2 separate regions of the Homo sapiens genome follow, and region 1 is linked to region 2. The links are chromatin loops, found by intact Hi-C in ENCODE. Cell type or tissue: A673. All regions are shown on one strand. Links, peaks and the distances in the headings refer to the core of each region. The heading gives the core; the rest is flanking DNA. Region 1 overlaps DPYD (dihydropyrimidine dehydrogenase). Region 2 has its middle 210 kb from the start of SNX7-DT.

Evidence for each region. Peaks named below come from ENCODE experiments on the same cell type or tissue, not always from the same donor. Only the 100,000 strongest peaks of a DNase experiment are listed, where the experiment ranks them.
Region 1: it touches region 2 in a loop (3-fold over the local background); 1 of 110 quality-filtered maps calls a loop at or near these places.

Annotation. Positions count from the first base shown.
Region 1 is chr1:97,905,541-97,908,465 of GRCh38, forward strand. The region is part of intron 1 of DPYD (dihydropyrimidine dehydrogenase); the gene reads right to left. Among named protein-coding and RNA genes, the nearest start is that of DPYD, 14 kb to the right of the region's middle. In A673, for the core only: no CTCF peak of the experiment used is centred there; a DNase peak (open chromatin) is centred at 1,531; H3K4me3 peaks cover 1,062 bases; H3K27ac peaks cover 1,571 bases.
Region 2 is chr1:98,450,712-98,453,636 of GRCh38, forward strand. No RefSeq gene overlaps it. Among named protein-coding and RNA genes, the nearest start is that of SNX7-DT, 210 kb to the right of the region's middle. In A673, for the core only: no CTCF peak of the experiment used is centred there; DNase peaks (open chromatin) are centred at 1,620 and 2,080; H3K4me3 peaks cover 1,574 bases; H3K27ac peaks cover 2,500 bases.

The sequences.
Region 1 (2,925 bases), core at 171-2,670, 550 kb before region 2:
AAATAAAGATTCTGTCCTGTCAGCTGCCAAAGTGGCCGGCAAAGGACAAAACTGGTCATTTGACATGATGTAGAGAAGTGATTGATGATATCTCATCAGCTCCCTCCACTGCAACCATCTGGCCTGTGGATTAGACGCCATTCATACCTTGCTTCATTTACACATGTGAAGGACTCCTTGAAGAACCGAATATTAAACATCTTATTGAGAAACTCAGTGAATACATACGGTCAGGAAAAATGAGGTAACTTTTGAAGGACTTCCCACTTCTATACCTCTATGATTCCTAATTTTCATGTCATGTATTTTAATGTCTGAATAAACAGCAATGTAAAACTGAGCTCATATTCATAGATTTTAGTTTCCAGTTCACTACTGACTTTAATCAAACCATTTAACCTTTCTATGTCCTTGGTTTCACCATTTCTGAAACGGATACATCTTTTTAAGACTGGAAACATGTTCTTAAGTAGGGAACAAGAAAAAAAAATGCTCTGAGTGCATAGATCCATGATGATCCCTATTAATTCTAACTCTGCCAGCTCCTATACTTACACCTGCCTCACACCTGACCCATTTCAGCCAGGACAGCCTTCCTTCACCTGTCCTTGGAAAATGATCACCTAATTCATTTTCTGGCCCCTAAATTACTGGATATTGAGGTGAAGGTGAAGGGAAACTGTAACAAAACTTATATGAATTTCTTTATCATTTATTAAATATAATCTAAATAATGGTGTAAAACTAAATTATTAAGTTGCATGAATGTGAATTTATAACATGCTTATTTTAACTCTTACACCATAATTCTGAACCATCATCCCCAAGTACTTATGACTTTCTGTCTTGATATATAATTATTGGTGAAATTGCCTCATCTTCTGTTCTGTATCAAAAGCACATTTAGAGGAGATGCATTTATCTTTCTAACCAGACTCTAAGTGGTACTTAATATAGTTCCCAAGATACAGCAAGTACTTAAAAATTACTTATAAAATTGAACTATGGAATAATATGTTTTGTTGGTAACTTAAGCTTTCGAAAAATGTATACAGGAGTCCACCCTAATCCACGGGGATATGTTCCAAGACTCCCCCAGTGGATGTCTGAAACTGCAGATAGTATTGAACCCTACATATATATTTGTTTTCAATGCTTTTTCCGTTGTAACTGAGCACTTCTCATGAACTGTAACTTTTACAGCCTGTGGTGCAACTGCAAAACTTGCAAGAATTTCTTTTTCCTTCTTCACAGCTTCAGGGACAGAAGATTCATTCTTACCATAGATCTTAGCAATCTCAGTATCTTTCCTTAAGTAAAGAATTTTCACATTTTCACTTGAGGAAGCACTTTACTGCTTCTCTTTGGCATATATGAATTGTCTCCATCACTACTGTTGCACTCTAGAGCCATTATTAAGTAAAATATGCGTTTCTTGAATACAAAGGACTCCAATATTGCCACAGTCATCTGAGAACTAGCATGGTTACTAAGTGACTAGCAGGCAGGGAGCTTAGAAAGTGTGGAGACCCTGGCTGGACAAAGCGATGAGTCATGGGCTGGGCAGGAAGGAGCGGAACAATGAAAGATTTCATCACATTACCCAAAATCGTGCAATTTAAAACTTATGAATTATTTATTTCTGGAATTTCACATTTAATATTTTCAGACCTAAAACTACAAAAAGCAAAAATTGGATGAAGGGGAACTGCTGTGTTTAATTTTTAGTGTGGGTTTTAAAAAATTATCTACCTGGTTCTTTTCCATATTTGATAACAAACATCTTTTCCCTTCATATAAGGACTGTGCATATCTGGAAGTTAAGCAACTTCATGATAGTAACAGCTTACATTTGCATTTGTTCTTAACTTATTTCTTCCAAACAACAACATTATAAGATAAGCAGAACAAGGATCACGATCTCGATTTTATAGATGGGGAAATTAGCTTAAGTTCACAAAGCTCAAAAGTGCCAGAACCAGGACTTTAATAGCATATTTAGGATTCTTCATATTTAGGAATAGTCAACCCCAATTACTTCCTTCAACTACAAAAATTTGAATTTAATAAATACTGTCTCTTACAAATGTTAGTTATCCCCAGTCTCATTTATTCCTAATATCAAAGTATCTGAGGTCCTCCCCTGCTTCCTCCTCCCTCCCTTCCTTACGTTCTTTGTCCTTCCTCTTTCCTTCCTTCCTTTCTTCCTTCCACAAATATCCCAGCTCCTTTGCAGTTCACATCAAAATTTGTATTCATTTTCTTGGGCTGCCATTAAAAAAATTACACAAACTTAGTGGCTTAAAACAGAAATTTACTGCCTCACTCATTCTCAAGTCTAGAAGTCTAAAGTAAAGGTGTCAACCTTGTCATATTCCCTCTGAAATCTGTAGGGGAGAATTCTTTGTTGTCTCTTCTAGGTTCTGGCAATCCTTGTTATCCTCTGGCTGGTTGATGCATCACTCCAATCACTGTCTGCATAGTCATAAGGCTATCTTTTCATTTTTTTCCCCTTTCTTTTTGGAGACAAGGCGTCACTCTGTTGCCCAAGCTGGAGTGCAGTGGTGTAATCATGGCTTACTGCAGCTTCCATCTCTCAGGCTCAAGCAATCCTCCCGCCTCAGCCTCCCAAGTAGCTAGGATTACAGGCACACACCAGCACACCAATCTAATTTTGGTATGTGTTGTAGAGATGGGGTTTTGCCCTATTGCCCGGGCTGGTCTTGAACTCCTGAGTTCAAACAATCCACACCACTTGGCCTCCCAAAGTGCTGGGATTACAGGCGTAAGTCATCGTACCTGGCCTGGCTGTCCTTTCTTATGTATCTTCCCATCATATTTCCTCTGTGTTCTACTCCCTATAACTCAGTGCTTCTGTCATCTACCAACCCCAGGGGGTTGCCACCACACCCTCTACCCAGATTC
Region 2 (2,925 bases), core at 304-2,803:
TCTGTTTCCTTTCCTTCTCCTCTGTCATAGCAAAGTTTTACTGGAAAGAAGAAAAAAATAAAACAACAACAACAAAGAATCCCTACTCTTAAGGGAAGTGGAAGACAATGACTGTTAAGGATATCAAACTGGTAGCAAATTTTATGTCCAGATTCCTCCTGCTGCCATTGTATTGTTGTTGAAATAAATATTGGCTACTGAAGCCTTATGAAAGTACATAAGTAGCCACATAAATCTGGCTATGACTATGTAATCCATCTCTTTCTTTTTTTGTTGTTGAGATAGAGTCTCACTCTCTCACCCCAGCTGAAGTGCAATGGCTCAATCTCAGCTCACTGCAACCTCAGCCTCCCGGATTCAAGCTATTCTTGTACCTCAGCCTCCTGAATAGCTAGCATTCCAGGTTTCTGCCACCACATCCAGCTAATTTTTGTATTTTTGGTAGCGGTGGGGTTTCACCATGTTGCCCAGGCTGGTCTTGAACTCCTGACCTCCAGTGATCTGCTCATCTCAGCCTCCCAGTAATCCATCTCTTTATAGAGAAAGAAATAGTCCTCCAGGAGCAGCACAAATATTCTGCCTTTAATATCTTCAGATTTTTGTAGAATATGTTAGTAACAAATTTGAAAACGGTTCTGTAACTATATTTAAAGTTTGAAATTGCACCCACTTTTGTTTCATTTCCCAGTAGTTGCTGTGCAGATAGTTCCATTATTTCTCAAGTTATAAGGTAATTTTACTGGAAAAATTTCTAAACACTTCATTGACACAAGCTAAAAACTGCACTTTGCTTACAACCAACTGAAGCAACATTTTTATCATCAAAACCCATTATTTCTTTATTTCCTAAAACCTTGAAAGAAATCAGAATATATATTTTCTCTCTGAATATAAAACTTTTTTTCCTTTAGGTATACATATAATGTTTGTGTCTGACTTTTCCAGCAGAACATTCCAATTGCAGTACCCAAACCAAGAAGAGAGATAGATTATGTAATTTCTTATCTCTATTGCACGAGCACTACATACCCGAGCCGAAGCGTAAAATAACAAGTTGAAAATATTATATATGTGGCGCATTTAGTAAATAGAAACTTCATCTTCTGGAACCATTTGTGTTTTTATGGAAATAAAATTGAAAAAGAAGACTAGATTTTTCACAATGTTACTAATATGGAAATATCACGTTGGTAAAGCTGGAGAGAAAAATGTTATTGTTTTCAATATCTCAAATTTGCTAGCTGTCTGTTATGTGCTTTTACACCACCAGTATAAAAGACTTGGCAAAAACCATTTTTAAAAATAACCTGTTTAGATTTAGATAGTTTTACACTGTGAACCCTGGAGATTCTTCTGGTACAAATAGCTTCCCTAGGAACAATGTTTTTATAGAACCTCTCACACTTTCCACTTTTTTTCTTTGTCCAGGTTATTTTTTTTTAACTCTTTCCTTTTTTTTTTTCTGATTAGCTTATAGCTCTGTAATTCCAGCTGTTTCATTCTGTAACTCTAAAACCCTATCGCTGGGGAGTTCTGTGTAATTGCCTATAATATGTACCACATTATCCATTTCAGGAACTGTGCTGAAAGACAGCAGCAATAAGGGGGTTTCTAAAGGCAGTCTGGCTTACGCTAATGGACCTAACAGGAAGGAAATGCAATTTGAAAGAAGCTGATGCATATGTTCTATTGCTGAATATAATGTTTGATTTAATTATTAACTGTCAGTGATGGAGAGGCAGATCCTGTTCAGCTCTACTTAGAGTGCAATGCTTTGCATTCAAAGAAAATAAATGACAAAAGTTTTGTCTTTCAATCTATAACTTAACAATAGGAAATGATATTTCTTTCTACCAAGAAATCATAGTTTTCTGAATTACCTTTATTTTAGACATAAATTGGGCAATGCTTTATTTTTTTAACCCCTGTTTTAAAAATTTCTGGCTATTATTTTCTTTGCTTTTGGATTTCTTTTCTTTTTTGCTGGTAGCAAACATGAAAACTTCCTTTGACAAGTAGTTTTGAGTTAAAGTCAGTCTTGGATTGAGTAACTTTCTAAATCCCTTTCCTGTTGAGGGTTCTCTCATGTGTTGACTGGCAGTGGACATTTCAGTGAGGAGGGCTGAAATGCGTAGCCGTCTTTGTCTTCTTTTTCTCAGAATGAGTTATTTGGCAATGAGCTTCTGTCCATTTCTTTTAATTGGCATTTTGTGACTTCCAGTAAGGCTCTCCCCTACTTTAAAAACCCATAATTGTATGTGAAAGACAGAGGGCAAGATGTAAAGAACAGATTCACTAGAAAGCAAATATGTTCATGCCTCTTCTTAGTTACTTTATTCCTACATTGATAGAAAATGACTTAATATATACAAAGAAATGGGTATCAGCCCACTGAATTTGCAAGGGAGCTGAATGAACAAAATGCTCTGCTGGGTCAGTCAGCTGGAAAAAAGTGGTTTAGTACTGTGTGTAAACAGAATAATGAAGCTATGTAATTTTAATTGTGCATTTTATATCTATCTGGTGAGATTATTATCTTTGACACTAGCCTAGGCAGATACATAACTGGGGCTGAAATTAAACAATAATGATGATATTTGGAGTTCATCCAAAATGCTCTCTATTGTTTACGTGAGTGGCTTCAACATCATTATTTGATCCATAATTTCTCATTTTTTATTACACATATGTTCTTCATATAATAGCACACAACATCAACTCAGTGGGAGGCATTTTTCTTTATGATTTCAAAAGGAATTGTTTATTTTTGTCATGACGATAATAGAAAGCAATGAAGCTTCCTGGAAATACAATACCACAATTCAAATATCTAATTGATTTTAGACAGATTAAAGAAAAATATAGGGTCAATCTGTGTTTTTGTTTTCTCAAACAGCATAAACGTCTTATTTCAGACTTTCCTTT